2 separate regions of the Homo sapiens genome follow, and region 2 is linked to region 1. The links are chromatin loops, found by intact Hi-C in ENCODE. Cell type or tissue: transverse colon. All regions are shown on one strand.

Evidence for each region. Peaks named below come from ENCODE experiments on the same cell type or tissue, not always from the same donor. Only the 100,000 strongest peaks of a DNase experiment are listed, where the experiment ranks them.
Region 2: it touches region 1 in a loop (15-fold over the local background); 11 of 110 quality-filtered maps call a loop at or near these places.

Annotation. Positions count from the first base shown.
Region 1 is chrX:13,064,172-13,072,171 of GRCh38, forward strand. The region is part of intron 2 of LOC105373133 (a long non-coding RNA gene); the gene reads left to right. Among named protein-coding and RNA genes, the nearest start is that of FAM9C, 24 kb to the left of the region's middle. In transverse colon, no CTCF peak of the experiment used is centred here; no DNase peak of the experiment used is centred here.
Region 2 is chrX:13,010,168-13,018,167 of GRCh38, forward strand. No RefSeq gene overlaps it. Among named protein-coding and RNA genes, the nearest start is that of FAM9C, 30 kb to the right of the region's middle. RefSeq lists enhancers at 3,284-3,363, 3,474-3,643. In transverse colon, no CTCF peak of the experiment used is centred here; a DNase peak (open chromatin) is centred at 3,764; H3K27ac peaks cover 1,613 bases.

The DNA of each region.
Region 1 (8,000 bases):
GCCTAGGCCTCCCAAAGTTCTGGGATTACAGGTGTGAGCCACTGTGCTTGGCCCCAAGCTTAAATTTTAAATCCCAAATGGGAATTTGCAACATTCATCTCATGTTGAAAAACATCTTTCTTATGAACTCTGAAGAGGCCTGAAGCCCTCTCTGCTCTTGAATTCTTCTATTTCTTGAGCCAGGGGCAAATCACTAACCTTCTTGGGTCTTAGTTTCTCCATTTATGAAGTGGGAACATTATTGCTCACCATGGCACAACTACCCCAAGGTTAATGGTGACCACAATGACACTCAAATTCCAAACAGGATTTCTGAGAGGACCTCTAATATTTGAATGGAGTACTAGGATGTTAGATCTGGGAGAAATTTGTCTAGTTATATGGCATTATACTCATCTGGTAGGGGACAGAATGGAGTCAGAGAGGTTGAGTGGCTTCAGCATCTCTTTTTATGCATTTTTGTGGTACACAACCACAGTGTGTCTCCTCAGCTCTGGGAGCTCCTTCAAGGAGGCATATCTTAATCATCTTGATGTCACTCAATCCTAGCAGAGTGCCAGGAACACAGCAGATGTTTGCTATTTGTTAAATAAGTTGCTAAAGGCAGTCAGAAAAGGAGTCTCTCTGGTAACTGGACTCCTAGCCAGCCCTCTTTTCATTAAGTCTCAGCTCTGTAAACATTCTTGACAAATATGTTAGTTCAGAACATTCTGGACTCACTGAGGGATTTTTCTCAGCAGCATCTCACTGGAGATGTTTCAATTCCTTTGCCAAGGGTCCTGGTTGTGTGGTCCCACAGGTCTTGGCCAAGTCTGCACAGACGTGGTCTATTTATCTGGGTCTCTTTCTCCCTGCTGTGGGTCCCTTGAGGATTGTGAAAGTGAATTAGTCATCTTTACATCACTGGAGACAAGCACAGTGCCTGGTGCACGATCATGGTTCTATGAGTGTTTGTTGAACAAATTAATGTTAATTAACACTTGTTGAATGCTAACCCCTGTGCCAGCCACCTTTTCAGAGCACTGTACCCAAGGAACTCCTTTGATCCTCACGACAGCATTCTCATCATTATTTTTAAAAACATTTATTTATTTATTTATTTATTTGAGACAGAGTCTTACTCTGTCACCCAGGCTGGAGTGCAGTGGCACAATCTTGGCTCACTGCAACCTCTGCCTCCCAGGTTGAAGCAATTCTCATTCCTCACCCTCCTGAGTAGCTGGGACTACAGGCATGAGCCAGCACGTCCGACTGATTTTTTGTATTTTTAGTAGAGACAGAGTTTCACCGTGTTGGGCAGGCTGGTCTTGAACTCCTGACCTCAAGTGATCCGCCCGCCTCGGCCTCCCAAAGTGTTGGGATTACAAGCGTGAGCCACCACGCCGGGCCCCCTTACATTCTTATCATTATTCCAGTTTTATGGAAGAGGAGACAGGCACAGAGAAGCTTGGAACTGAATAGAAAACCACACAGCTAGTAATTAGAGGAGCTGGGATTTGAACCGAGGGAATTTGGCTTCAGAGTCGACCATACCAGTGATTCCCAACACTTTGTTCTTGGCCCCCCTTTGCACTCTTAAAATTAACTGAGTGCCTCAAAGACCCTGTCTTTATTTAGCACCTCAAGGAGCTAAATCTCTCAAAACTTATGATAGTAAAAATTAAACTGAGGAAATTTACAAATGTTTGTTGATGAATTAATTTAAATATAACAATAATAAGTCCAATTGAATGTTAATGTGACATAGTTTTATTTTTAAAAACTATACTTTTCTTTAAAAATGTAGTGAAAAGAGTGGCAATGTTTTTTGTTGTTGTCATTTTGTTTTGTTTTGAGACGGTTTCACCCTGTTGCCCAGGCTGGAGTGCAGTGGCATGATCATGACTCACTGCAGCCTCCACCTCTTGGGCTCAAGTGTTCCTCCTGCCTTAGCCTCTCAAGTAGCTGGGACCACAGGTGTGTATTACCATGCCCTGCTAATTTTAAAATTTTTTGTAGAGACAGGGTCTTGCTATGTTGCCTGGGCCGGTCTCGAACTTCTGGGCTCAAGCAATTCTCCTGCCTCAGCCTCCCAAAGTGCTGGGATTACAAGTGTGAGCCACTGCCTCAGGCCTGAGTGGCAATGTTTTACATTGTTGCATATTTCTTTAATGTCTGACTTAATAGAAGACAACTGGATTTGCTTATCTGCTGTGTATTCAGCCTCTTGACATATGTCCTGTAGCCTCTAGAAACTCCACTGTACACTTGTGTGAGAGAGAGAAAAGGGCAAATAACATCTTGGGTTTTGGCACTCCCCACGGGTGCCCCCAGGGTATAGCTTGGACAATATATAACTCCCTCTCTGCGTGCTCCCCAGAGTGGAATGGGATCACAAAGCAAGAGACTTGGCCTTCCACGAGACATTAATGCTGCAGAGGTGAGTGATGCAGCCTGCTCTAACCTAGGGCGCCCTGTGATGGGGCTGTGGACTTATGAAACCAATGTGTGTCCTATGCCCTCAAATTCCATGTGGTTTCCTGCCTCTGTGCCTCTGCTCTTCCTGAACCCTCTGTCTGGCATGCTGTCCTCCTTCAGGTGGTTTCCTGGAGACCAAGGCTGTACTGAATATCCCCCTCCTCTAGGCTCTCATAGTACCCCAAATAGACCCCCATGGCAGCCATCACCACATTACATGAGTCTCTCTACCCCAGGCTGAGTGCTCCCTGAGGGCAGGGCTTTAGGATTTAGCCCTCTTTGTATTTCCAGTGTTGAAGGCAGAATGACAGAGCAAAGTGCTGGGGAACATGGGGGTGGAGGAGACAAATTTGACCTGTAGATCGAGGGAAACTTCCTGGAGGAAGGGGATTGGGCCTGGTCTGGTGGCAGAGGGAAGGTAAGGGCAATCCTGTCAGTTGGAACTGTTTGACCCTGGGGCAGGGGCATCTCCCGGGGGAAGACAGAGTTGGCAGAAGTGGTTGGAGGGTCCAAGGCAGAGAGGCCAGTGGGAGACAAAGCTGGGAAGATCAGAGAGGACACAAAGTCACTGCATACAGAAGTCACTTGGATGAAAGGAGCTCTTCTGATCTCAATCTGTGTGAGTTTCAGAGCAATTGGACTGTAGGTGAGTTGATGCCTGGCTCAGTGCAGGAAATGAATATTCAGGCCCTTTCAGCTGAGATGGAAGTGCTTTTCCTGAGCAGCAGTCAACAGACCTCACATTTTAGGAGACCCCTGGTCCCAGAATGACTGTTAGCTGGATTGAATTCTGTACGAGCAAGGTCTTTTTTTTTTTTTTTTTTTTTTTGAGACAGATTCTTGCTCTGTCGCCAAGGCTGGAGCGCAGTGGTGCAATCTCAGCTCACTGTAACCTCTGCCTCCCAGGTTCAAGCACTTCTCCTGCCTCAGCCTCCTGAGTAGCTGAGATTACAGGTGCTCACCACCACACCTGGCTAATTTTTGTATTTTTAGTAAAGATGAGGTTTCACCATGTTGGCCAGGCTGGTCACGAACTCCCTGACCTCAAGTGATCCTCCTGCCTCGGCCTCCCAAAGTGCTGAGATTACCGTTGTGAGCCACCACGCCTGGCCAGGAGCAAGGTCTTAAGCAGAAAAATGCTCACAGCCACTGGGCTAGTAAGTCTGTTTATTCTCAAGGATGAAGGCTCTAGCCCTCATACAAATATGACAGAAAGCAATCACACACCAAGCTACATGACTAGGAAGTAGAGTACTTAAGGAGGCAGAGATTTGTTTTTAGTTGACAGCAAGAAATATATGTTTTCCTCTTATTCTTCAGCTACCATTCTGGCTAGTTTTTATTACTCTCAAGAGAGGCAAAGCCAAGAATTTCTTGTAGACATTATTTCCCAGCAAATGTCGCATTTTAGAATGCATACTGACATCTTCCCCTTAATTAATTTATTCCAGACATTCAACTTGGCAGCATTTAATAAATTATGATTACAAACAACACCACTTAAAAAGTATGATTATTAAAATGGTACTCATTGAAGAATCTGAAAGTACAGAAAAACAAACAAAAAGTAGCAGGCCAGGCATGGTGGCTCACACCTGTAATCCCAGCACTTTGAGAGGCGGAGGCAGGCAGATTGCTTGAGCTCAGGAGTTTGAGACCAGCCCGGCCAACATGGTGAAACCTCGTCTCTACAAAAAATACAAAAATTAGCTGGGTGTGGTGGTGCGTGCCTGTGGTCCTAGCTACTTGAGAGCCTGAGGTGGGAGGATTACTTGAGCTTGGGAGGCGGAGGCTGCAGTGAACTGAGATTGCACCACTGCATTCCAGCCTGGGTGACAGAGGAAGACCCTGTCTCAAAAAACAAACAAACAAACAAACAACAACAACAACAAAAACTAGCAGGAAAAATCTCCCCTCTCTTCTAATTCCAAACACTAAGATTCCCATCCCCGTGTGGTAGTCTCCCCAGATGGCTGCCATCAATTTTTTTTCCTTCGTATGCACATGCTGTTCGACCCAGCAAGAAACCATTCTACCTCCCCTGGAATGTGGCCTGACATCTTGAATTGGGTTGGCCACTACTAGAAGTCTGTATAAATGATGCTGTGCCAATTCTAGGCCTGGACTTTAAGACGTCTGGCAACTTTCACATTCCCTCTGAAAACCTACTGCCACATAAGAAGTCTGACTATGCAGAGACACCATGCTGTGAGGAAGCCCAAGCTGTGATGTGGAGAGGCCACCAGAAGAGAACTAAGTGTCTGACATGTGAAGAAAGCCTTCTCAGTCCTTCCAGCCTAGCCCAGCCCCCAGTTCAGTGCAGTAGAATTAGTGACCTCAGCCAATGCCACCTGGAACAGAAAACCACCCAGCTCAGACTAGTCTACCCAAAGAATCATGAGAAATGATAGTTATTGACTGATGACACCAAGTTTTGCCAAGTCTGTTATTCAGCAGCAAGTAATAACTGAGATGCCTTGTTCTATTTTAGAATATTTTCTTAGTATCTTTTTTCACAGCATTTTTAGCAGTCACACTTATACAATAAATATAATTGGTTTTTAGCACTTTTCACAATACATTTCAGGACATGTCTCTTCTCATTTTATCAAAAGTGGAAGGAATATTTTTAGTGACCACACACTGTTCAATTGTAGGGATGTATTATCATCTGGGCCAATCAAATTCTGTCTGCTGGGAAGGTAGAAATGGGACAAAGTGATTCTGATCAACCTTTGTGGTTGAGGTGGCCACATTTGGATATTGTGCAAGCAGAACTAGAAAATCAGTCACAGACAGAAAGAAGAAAGAAGTGGGCATAGAGGTTGGGCGTGGTGGCTCACGCCTGTAATCCTACCACTTTGGAAGGCCAAGGTGGGCGGATCACTTGAGCTCAGGAGTTCAAGACCAGCCTGGGCAACATGGCAAAACCCCATCTCTACAAAAAATAAAAAAAAATAGCCTGGCATGGTGGTGTGCACCTGTAATCCCAGCTACTGAGGAGGCTGAGGTGGGAGGATTGCTGGAACCCAAGAGGCGGAGGTTGCAGTCAGCCAAGATTGTGCCACTGTAGTCCAGCCTGGGTGACTGAGTAGGACCCTGTCTCAAAAAATATAAAATAAAAAAAGAAAAGAAAAAGAACTAGGCTTAGAAAGAAGAGAGAAAATGAAAAATAGAGATAATACGGCCCATAGTGTGTCCTTGAGGTCTACTGATTTTCTAGTTCTAGCCCTTGTGTTGTATGAAATACTTGAATAGCCTTTTTCCCAGCTGCCATGTAAGAAGTGATAACTGAGATGTAAGAAGTCTGACTATGCAGAGACACCATGCTGTGAGGAAGCCCAAGCTGTGATGTGGTGAGGCCACTAGATAAGGCCTCCTGTATTCCATGAAATACTTGAATATTTTTTTCCAATAAATTCTTCATTTGCTTTCAAACCACTTTGAGAGACTTTTGTTCCCTGCAACCACTTGAATAAGGCCAATGGTTTCAAAAGAAGAGCAGGAAGGAACGTCATGTTGGAGAGGCAGGAAAACCTTCTTTTTTGCAGCATGAAGTTGCCTCTGTGGACTTCAGTTTCCTGATGGTGACTCAGCTCTACAACTTGAAAATGAGCAGTTAACAGGCTGTTTGTGCCAAGTAATTCTAGTGATAGATGTGCATTTTTTCTATAGCTTCCCACCATTATAGTCCACTTTGGAAGCTGAATTCTGATTCAAAAAGGAATGGAGGGCAAAAACCGTGTGTGCTCCTGAGAGAACAGTGCCAAATTCTCCACTTGCAAAATGGGACATTAATAATTGCCGCCTCATTCCACTGAGTCTATGATGAAAATTATTTCTTCAGTTTTTCAAATTTAATCACAGCTTTTGAAATTAAGGACATCTGAATATTGTGTGTGTATATACAGTATAATTAATGCTGTATTTCTGGGCTAAGAGCCCAGAAACTATTGTATATAAGTATACACAAATGTACCTTTACAGTTTGATAATATTTCATTTCCATGTAGGCAATTTTCTTCTTGAATAAATTACTTGATGGTTGTATTTTTTCATGAACCATCATGAGGAAAATTCCAGATTTCCAGATTTGCTCTCCAGTGTTTTGAATGTACAGCAACCTTGCCAATATGTGGCCTTGAACGTTCTGCACATGGCTAAGGATCTGTTGGATTACCATTCTCTATAGCTGCCCTTTTCCATACAGGAGCCACTAGCCACATGTGGCTACTGAGCAACCGTTAGTGGATTAAATCCAAATTCAAGTGTTCTGTAAGTGTAAAATACACACTTAATTTTGATGACTTAGTACCAAAAAAAAAAAAGAAAAGAAAATATCTAATAATTTCTACATTGACTACATGTTGAAATAATAGTATTTTGGATGTACTGGGTTAAATTAAAGATATTAATTTCACCCATTTCTTTATACTTTAAAAAATGTGGTTACTGAAATTTTTAAAATTACATATATGGCTCACTCTTGTGGCTTGCATTATGTTTCCAATTGACAGTGCTACTCTACGGAGCTGAATTCAACCTTTTGTGAGTCTCTCTGGGCCCCCAACCAATAGGGACGAGTAGCCTTAAAGTGCTAGCTTATTTCTTCTCAGGATTCCCAAAAACCAGGGAAAGCAGATAGAAGAATCAGGATGTGTCTGCCCTGGATGCTTCCATTTTTTTTTTTTTTTGGTCTCCTTCTTGACTCTTTGTGTCCTCTCTACCACCTAGTGCTACCTAAGTGGCCCGCCAAGAAAACCTACCCAACATGCACTTCCTGAAACATCTCCCTGAGCTCCAGAGTATTGTATTCTTTTTCTTTTTCACCTCCCCCAAAACTAACAACCCCTCAGTGTAGGAATCTCACATAGCTGTTATATGAAATATGGGCTTTAAAAAATTTCTCACAAGAGTATGTAAGATAAGCCTTTGTATTAGCCTGTTAAAGGTAAGGTTGAAAGGCTCTCCAATGGGACAACTTCTGGCCAAGTGTTCCAGTAGAAAGATGCATTTCCAGCAGTTGAGAGGGCAGTATTTTGGGGTAATGTGTTTAAACCAAACATTGTTAGCACATACCTATTCTGTAAATATACTAACCTTTTCCCTGCTAAAGGCATAGTTATGGGTCATACAATCAAAACGATGTGATCTCACGTTAATTTTCCCTAAAATAATCTCTACCAGCTTCCATAGAAGCCCCTTCTGCCCCTGTCCTCATATCCTTTTCCCTAATTAAAAGTCTATAATTTAGAAGGTGCCATTATCGACCAAATCGCTTCTGTTGTAAAACTATCGGCTGAGATGTTTCTAGCTGTCTTCCATTATTCATGACTCTCTCTCCTTTGAAGTAACTAACTTTTTTTTTTTTTTTTTGAGACGGAGTCTCACTCTGTTGCCCAGGCTGGAGTGCAGTGTCGCGATCTCTGCTCACTGCAAGCTCCGCCTCCCGGGTTCATGCCATTCTCCTGCCTCCGCCTCCCGAATAGCTGGGACTACAGGCGCCCGCCACCACGCCTGGCTAATTTTTTGTATTTTTAGTA
Region 2 (8,000 bases), 54 kb before region 1:
CTTTGGGATAATTTTAAATTTGCAGAAAAGTTGCAAAGATAGTACAAAGAATTGCCATATACCCAGCTTCTGCCAATGGTAACGTCTTACATTTCTACCGTACATTTGTCAAAACTAAGAAACTGACACAGGTGCAATACTATTACCTAAACTCCAGACTTAATTTCAGTTTTGCCAGTTTGCTATTTAATGTGCTTTTTCTATTCCAAGAGACAATCCAGGGGACCATATTGCATTGAGTAACATGCTCTTTTCTAACAAATCTCTGCTTGAGCTAATCTAGCTGATCTTTTAACCAACCTAACTGAGCACCTGTTCTGTACAGGGCCCTGGCTAAGCCAAGTGGGAGGGATAAATAAGTCCTGACATAGTTCGCTGTCTACTTGGAGAGGCTGATGCATAAATAACACTGTAAGATGCATGTAATCAGAGTGGTTTGCAAACAGTGCCCCAAGATTGTGGAGGACAGGCATAGTTCTCTCCACCTGGGGCCTCACTGGGGCCACATTTGCTATGAGTCCAGGAGAATCAGAAGGGCGTTCCTAGATAGGGAAGTGAGCTGGAGAGGGAAATCTGGGAAGGTGATACAGAGTTCCACCCAATTTGACTTTGATAGGAAAGGGAAAGTACTGCAGGGTACTGAGCTGACTATTTAAGATGTGGACGCTTAGAACTAGGAAATGTCCTGGTTTCTAAAAACAATGAAGAGAAGTACTCTAATACTGGGAAAAATGTGTGAGCATGTTAGTTGGGGGGGCTTTTCAACTGGGGCTCATTAGGAAGAAACCCCAGCGATCTTTCTTTCATTATGTGGCAGCTAGTTGAACTATTTGATTTTACAGCAAAGAACTCACAAAAAGAGGGCCTTTGTTCCCAGGTTGAAAGCACAAGAAAATACCAAAAACTTGAATCATACCAGCATCCAGGTAGAAAATCATTCATATCATTTGCCAGTTGTTAATTTTGTTGGTGGCGATCATCTATGCTCTTCCCTCACCCTAGGGGTGCTGACCCTCATCTTAGGAGAGGCTCGACTTGTAGAGCGAGGACTCATTTCCCCCACCCAAGCCAAACAGGTGCAGGGGAATGGAGCAGTTTGACACCAGCCGCAGCTCTGTCCTAGGAGAAGATCATGATGTGACCTGGGGATAAAGACTGAAAACAAAGCTCAAAGCAGTGCTCTCTAAAAGCAGGGTGTCCCTTGATGTCTGAAGAAATGACAATGTTGACCTATAGGCTTCTAGGTAAGGTTCCAAAAATGTACCCTCAGGGTCCATCTTCCATACTCAAAGCTTAACTTCAGTTCCCCCACAAAGATTTGCTTTCTCGACGCAAAGAAGGCCAAGATGTAGGATCCATGCTCTTCTAATGTGGTCTTCTACAAAATTCTCAATGGGCCCACACTCCCCAGCAATCCCAGACTTATGAGTCCATATTCCAGCTGTTTAGCTCAAGGGCTCACAAGGCAGGTGGGTTTCACTTAAAGGCAAAAGAAGAGGACAAGAGTCGTGGGGGTAGCTCCCCACAGGTGAGGGCTGGCGGTTGAGAAGGCAGGAGAAAGTGTCAGTTTCATGGCTGACGGGAATCCAGTGTGACTTCAATAGCTGAATTGAGGCCGGGCGCGGTGGCTCGTGCCTGTAACCCCAACCCTTTGGGAGGCCGAGGCAAGAGGATCATTTGAGCCCAGGAGTTCAAAACCAGCCTGGGTAATGTAGTGAGACTTCGTCTTTACAAAAAATAATGATAATAATAATAATAACAACTTGAGTGAGCCTTCATCTTTCTGAGCCTCAGATTTTCCATCTGTAGATGAGAATCTTATCACCTGCCCTGCCTATCTTGCAAGGTTCCAGTAAGAATTCGAAAAACAAATGAATGCAGAATACATTGCCTGGTATAATAATACTCAATAAAGGGCAGCTATTGTTCATATTACTTCATGTATAATAAAAAAGTTATTTCTTATAATTGAATTCCTAGTAAATATGAGAGTCTCCCTGCAGTAAAGAAGAGAACAAACTTTATGCTACTAGAAAAAATATGTGGCTATTTGCCTATTGTGGTGGAGAGAATTATCACTCTCCAATTCAGGACAGGGTCCACGTCCTGTACGTCACATGGGAAAGGGGAATTTAGGTGGCAGATGGAATTAAGGTTGCTAAGCAGATGACTTTAAAATAGGGTGACTATCCTGAAGTTTTGGGATGGACTTAATGTAATCACAAGAGTCCTTAAAAGCAAAAAAGGAAGATGGGACTATGCAAGGGAGGACCAGCGGGATGGCAGCCTGAGAAGGACTTGGCCGGGCACTGCTGGCTTTGAAGATAGAGGGAGGGAGTCCTAAGCCAAGGAATGTAGAAACCTCTAGAAGCTGGAGAAGGTGAGGAAATGGATTCTCACCAAGAGCCTACAGACAGGAATGCAGTCCCGCCGACACCTTGCTCTTAGTCCAGTAAGATTCATGTCAGACTTCCGATCTACAAAACTGTAAGATAAAAAGCATGTGTGGGCTGGGCGCAGTGGCTCACGCCTGTAATCTCAGCACTGTGGGAGGCCAAGGTGGGCAGATCATCAGAGGTCGGGAGTTCAAGACCAGCCTGACCAACATGGTGAAACCCCATCTCTACTAAAAATGCAAAATTAGCCTGGCGTGGTGGCGCATCCCTGTAGTCCCAGCTACTTGGGAGGCTGAGGCAGGAGAATTGCTTGAACCCGGAAGTTGGAGGTTGCAGTGAGCTGAGATCACGCCACTGCACTCCAGCCTGGACAACAAGAGCGAAACTCTGTCTCAAAAAAAAACAACAAAAAGAAACGTGTGGCCATGGACACAAACAAGGGAACAATAGACACTGGGGCCTATTCGAGAGTGGAGGGTGCGGGGGAGTGAGGATTGAAAAACTACCTATGGCTACTATGCTGATTACCTGGGTGACAAAATAATCTGCACACCAAACCCCTGCAACATGTAGTTTATCTATAGGACAAACCTGCACATGTATCCCTGAACCTAAAATAAAAGTTTAAAAAATGTGTGTGTTGTTTTAAGCCACTTCGTTTGTGATCATTGGTTACAGCAGCAATAGAAAACGGACACACCTGTCAACAGAAATTCTGGAGTAATGGCACATTCTTGGATGTAGGAATGATATGTTATTAGCTGCACAGTTTTTTGGAAACTCCTTTACTCCTCTTCTCATGATGAATTAGTCACAGATGAATTAGTATTTTTCCCCCCATTTATCTGGCATGGATTGTAGTTGCTGAACTAAGGCAGCTATTTACAGCGCTCTTCTTATACCTCCGACTATGTTTGCAGAAACTTACATACAAAATACTGTTGCCTGATTCAGGCTGCCTGGTTTGGTTTTGAACAGGGTGTGTCAAGGTACATTCAAAGAGAAACTCTGACTCAAGGGCAAAGTGATGTTGATAGAGTCCAACTCAAAATATTTAGAGAAAAAGATGGGTATAGTCAGACAGTGGGCTTTCTCCCTTGTGTTTTCAAGGTTTTCCTGAGAACAACAGACATATTGTGGCTTTCCCCTTAGCTTACTATTAACATGAAGCGAGAGGTCAATGACACTGTCTGGCTCCTCAAAGGAGCTAAGAGAAGGGAAGAAAAATCCAAATTCCCAGGTAAACATCTGTAAAAGGATTTGGAACTAAGGATAAGGAAGTTCCGAGGCTTACTGAAAGGGAAGGGAAGGCAGCATTATTTACTGGCCATGGATCGTACTTCCTGTTGTGAAGCTCAGCACTGTTTCATAACAGCTGGGGGCTGCTGTCTCTTCTGCTGTAATGAGGAAGCAGCGTTCTTGGTTCCTCCATATTACACAAGTTAATGACCTCTACTGCACGGTGAAATTGGCATAGGGAGAAGAATGGGACGCTTGCCCCTGTAAATACAATAAAGCTTTTTTTAAAAAAATTGTGGGAATATCTTTTCATAGATAATGTTATTGAGTATGTCACATGTCCTTTACCCCTCTGTAGGCTCTTGACTTGTCTGGAGATTAAAACAGGTTAAAGAGATAAGTACTCACCAGGGACTGCCCCTTAGCATGCATTTGTTGTCACTACACAGCCAGGGGCTACAAAAACCAGCATAGTCCTTTAAAAAAGGAATTCGGTTCGTGTCCTTCTTATCATATAATTTTGCTACAAACCCCACAAAAACTGTTTTTGCAGCAAATTTGCCTGGAAGGTCGGCCAGGGAATTGTGAAACAACATTTTTACCTTGACAGGAGACATGATAACTTGCCCTTATCCTTCTGCAGATAAGTCATACTGTGGCTAGGTTCACACATGTGAGATACAGTGAAAAACTGAAGAGACTTCTTGGATATCTCATTGGATAAATGCTCAAAAATCTAGATTTTTTTTGGCAAAAAGGTCTTTCAGGTTAGCAGACAGAGGTTGGCTTTCCTTATCACACCGTGTGAGTTCAAATTCAGATTGGGCTATTAACAAACTGTGTGGCCTTGACTAAGTTAATTAACATCTCTGTGCTTCAGTGTTCTCAACTTTAACGGAGAGAGTAGTAATACATATGCCATATTCTTGGTGTGAGAATTAAGTAAGGCAACATATGAAGCCCACAGAACAGTGCCTGATACTATAAAATGCTCCATCAATGTTAGCTATTTTAATTAGACAGAATGGATGTAAATTCGTGATTGAGGAATAGAAGGTACAGAAACAGATGAGTCATCAAAGGGAAGGAATGCTTGAAAGCCCAGGAAACACTGCCCACCCGCATGTATGCTATCATTTGCACCCAGCATTCAGGGTTCTCCTGACTGAAGAAGCTTCTCTTCCTGCCTTCTTCTCTCCTTTCCTTGTTTCCCATGACAATCCTTCTGGAAGTGTCTGCACCAGCCACACAGGTCTCCAGGGCTTTCCTATCTTCTTCCCCTCAGTCTCACACATTCACAAGGTTTTTGTTTTTTTTAAAAAAAATTATTTTAAGTGACTTTAGATATCTTGCTTGTGTTATAACTTTAAAAAATCTTGGGCTGGGCGCAGTGGCTCACGCCTGTACTCCCAGCACTTTGGGAGGCCAAGGCGGGTGAATCACGAGGTCAGGAGTTCAAGACCAGCCTAGCCAACATGGTGAAACCCCGTCTCTGCTAAAAATACAAAAATTAGCTGGGTGTGGAGGTGCACACCTGTAATCCCAGCTACTCTGGAGGCTGAGGCAGGAGAATAGCTTGAACCCGGGAGGCAGAGGTTGCAGTGAGCCAAGATCGTGCCATTGCACTCTAGCCTGGGCGACAGGGTGAGACTCCATCTCAAAAAAAAAAAAAAAAAAAAAAATCTGGACCAGAAACATTGCATGGTTTTACAAACTTATTCCATTTTGTACTTAGGAAATATAGACTAAATCCCAGGTTTTCAATTTCCTTACCATTGTGCCATACTAAATATTGGGGATTCTACTCTTCTAGCAGTGCAAATCTGTGCTACTCTATTCATTCTCCATCATTGCTTAAGCTTCCAGGTTTGGTTTCTTATCTCTCCATTAGATTCTAAGCATTCCAGGGCAGGGATCAAATGTAAGCTTTGTATTCTCAAAGGTATCTCAAGTTCAAATCTCAAGTCTGACACTGGTGAGAATCTTCAGTAAATATCTAATGACTTTTGCATTGCTTCAGTGATTAAATGGCTATAAAAGGCAGATTGTTTCCCTCCTACTGAAGGCACTGTGGATAGGTGCACCCATATCGAATGGCCCCTCACTATTGTGAGTGCTGGCTGTTTTCATCACAGTGGGTGGCATTCTAGGCTCTTTCCCCAGGCTTGGAGTCTCTCTCAATGCCATGATCTTAGCATTCTGCCCGTTGACCACACTGGAAGTGAAACTACATGCTTATTTCTCATGGTGGGACACAGTGCACAAGGAAGTAAAAAAAAAAAAAAAAAAGGGAAAAAGAGAACAGACCTACTTTGTTCCCCTTAATCTCAGGATTGGTGAATTACTGAGTTTGGGGCAGGCTTTAGAGGCTGGTAAATGACATGACATTGCCTCCTTTGTGGCTACTGAGTTCCTTTTGCGGGGGGATGGAAGACAGTTTCAAAGTTTTAACTTTGATCATCTTACCTGGGAAATGTAAGAAAGGCAGGACCCTCACCTGTTATGATGGAGTGCAGGGCCCAGGCAGGGGACACTGCAGGGACTTGTGGTGGCAACTAGTGCATTATCTTCTTGTGTCTTCATTTCTTCTGGATGAAGTTCATGCCGAAGACTTCTTAGGAAACCCATTCGTTAAGGGGAAGGTACTCCATTGCCTCACTTAGTTACATATTATCCTGGCCTTTCACAGCCTGGATTAAAGTCTGAGGCCTCTCTAATGCAAGCTCATGGTAGGATAGAATATCACTCTTGTCAGGCCATTCATATTGACTGGTCTTTGACATACTCCGGATACTCTGAAAATACTGCTCTGCAGTTGTCAGCATTTTAAAGGGGGAAAACCATGGTTAAAACAAACTAAATATGGCCTGAGAAGAACTCCATACTTCTATATTTGAGTCCTTGTGGACAAACTATAGCCTAGCTTAATAGGCAGACAAAATTGAAAACCTAACTTAGTAGTATGCACCTGTAACAATAGCTAAGTCTTGGCCAATCCCAGTGGCCATACTTCAACCATTCATACACCGCTGAGTGTTCAAACTGTGTTCAAATAAGGCATATGCCGAGCTGTAACCAGCCCAGTCGTTCTGGACCTCATTTCCCATTTCTGTACATAATTTCCCTTTTTTTGGTCTATAAATCTTCTTCCATCACGTGGCTGCACTGAAGTCTCTGTGAATCTGCTGTGATTCTGGGGGCCGCCCGATTCAGGAATTGTTCATTGCTCAATTAAATACCTTTACATTTAATTTGGCTAAAGTTTTTCTTTTATCACCATTGCCAGGCCTCCTTGGAACACCTATCTCCCACCATTCATTGCCTTTCATGGACTAAGTCAGGTACCACTTTCTGTTTCAGCCTAGAAAAAGTATTTCCTCCTCAACCTTAGAGAGAGGAGGCTAGACGAGATGGCAAGTACCTTCCAGTCCCAACATCCTAAGCATCTCCTTTCTCTTGGTGTGAAGTGATATAGGGAAAAGAAAGTAGGAGTTGGAGTCAGATTTGGATTCCAAAGGCAGTATTCCTGCTTCCTGGCTGTATAGAGTTAAGTGAGTCCATTTCTTCAAGGCTCAATTTTCTCATCTCTAAAATGGGAATGACGATACTAGTCTCAAAGTGCTGTTGGGAGCACTACTGACGTCCTGCTTGCAAAGCATCTAGTACAATGCCTGGCCCACAGTAAGCATTGAATGCATTTAGCTATTATTATTATTATTATTAATAGAACTGTGTAAATAACATTAGTATCTTTTATGGGACTAAAAAACAAAACAAAAAAAGAACTGGTCAGGTGAATCCTCACATGTTATGTTAAAACTCTAGGGACCAGGCCAGATGTGGTGGCACATGCCTGTAATCCCAGCACTTTGGGAGGCCGAGGTGGGAGGATCTTTTGAGCCCAAGAGTTTAAGACCAGCCTGGTCAACATAGCAAAGCCACATCTCCACTAAAAAAAAAAAAAAAAAAAAAAAATTCTGCCTGGTGTGGTGGTGTACACCTGTGGTGCCAGCTACTCGGGAGGCTGACGTGGGAGGATCGCTCAAGCCTGAGGGGGCCAAGGCTGCAGTGAGCCGTGATCATGCTACTGCACTCAGCCGGGGTTACAGAGTGAGACCTTGTCTCAAAATAAAATAAACAGACAAAAAACAAAATTATAGGAAATAATAAATGCCAGTCTTTCTCCTTCATTTCAGGGCCCAAATCACATCTTGCTGTTGTTGTATGACTATTTTCTTTTTGGTCTTCTTTCTACTATATTTAACTTTTGCATGTATTCCAGAGTATCTGACAAAGTGCAGTATGCATGGTAGTGTATTACAAAACATCTAAGATATAGAATTGATCATCTGTTTCTTAGCTGGC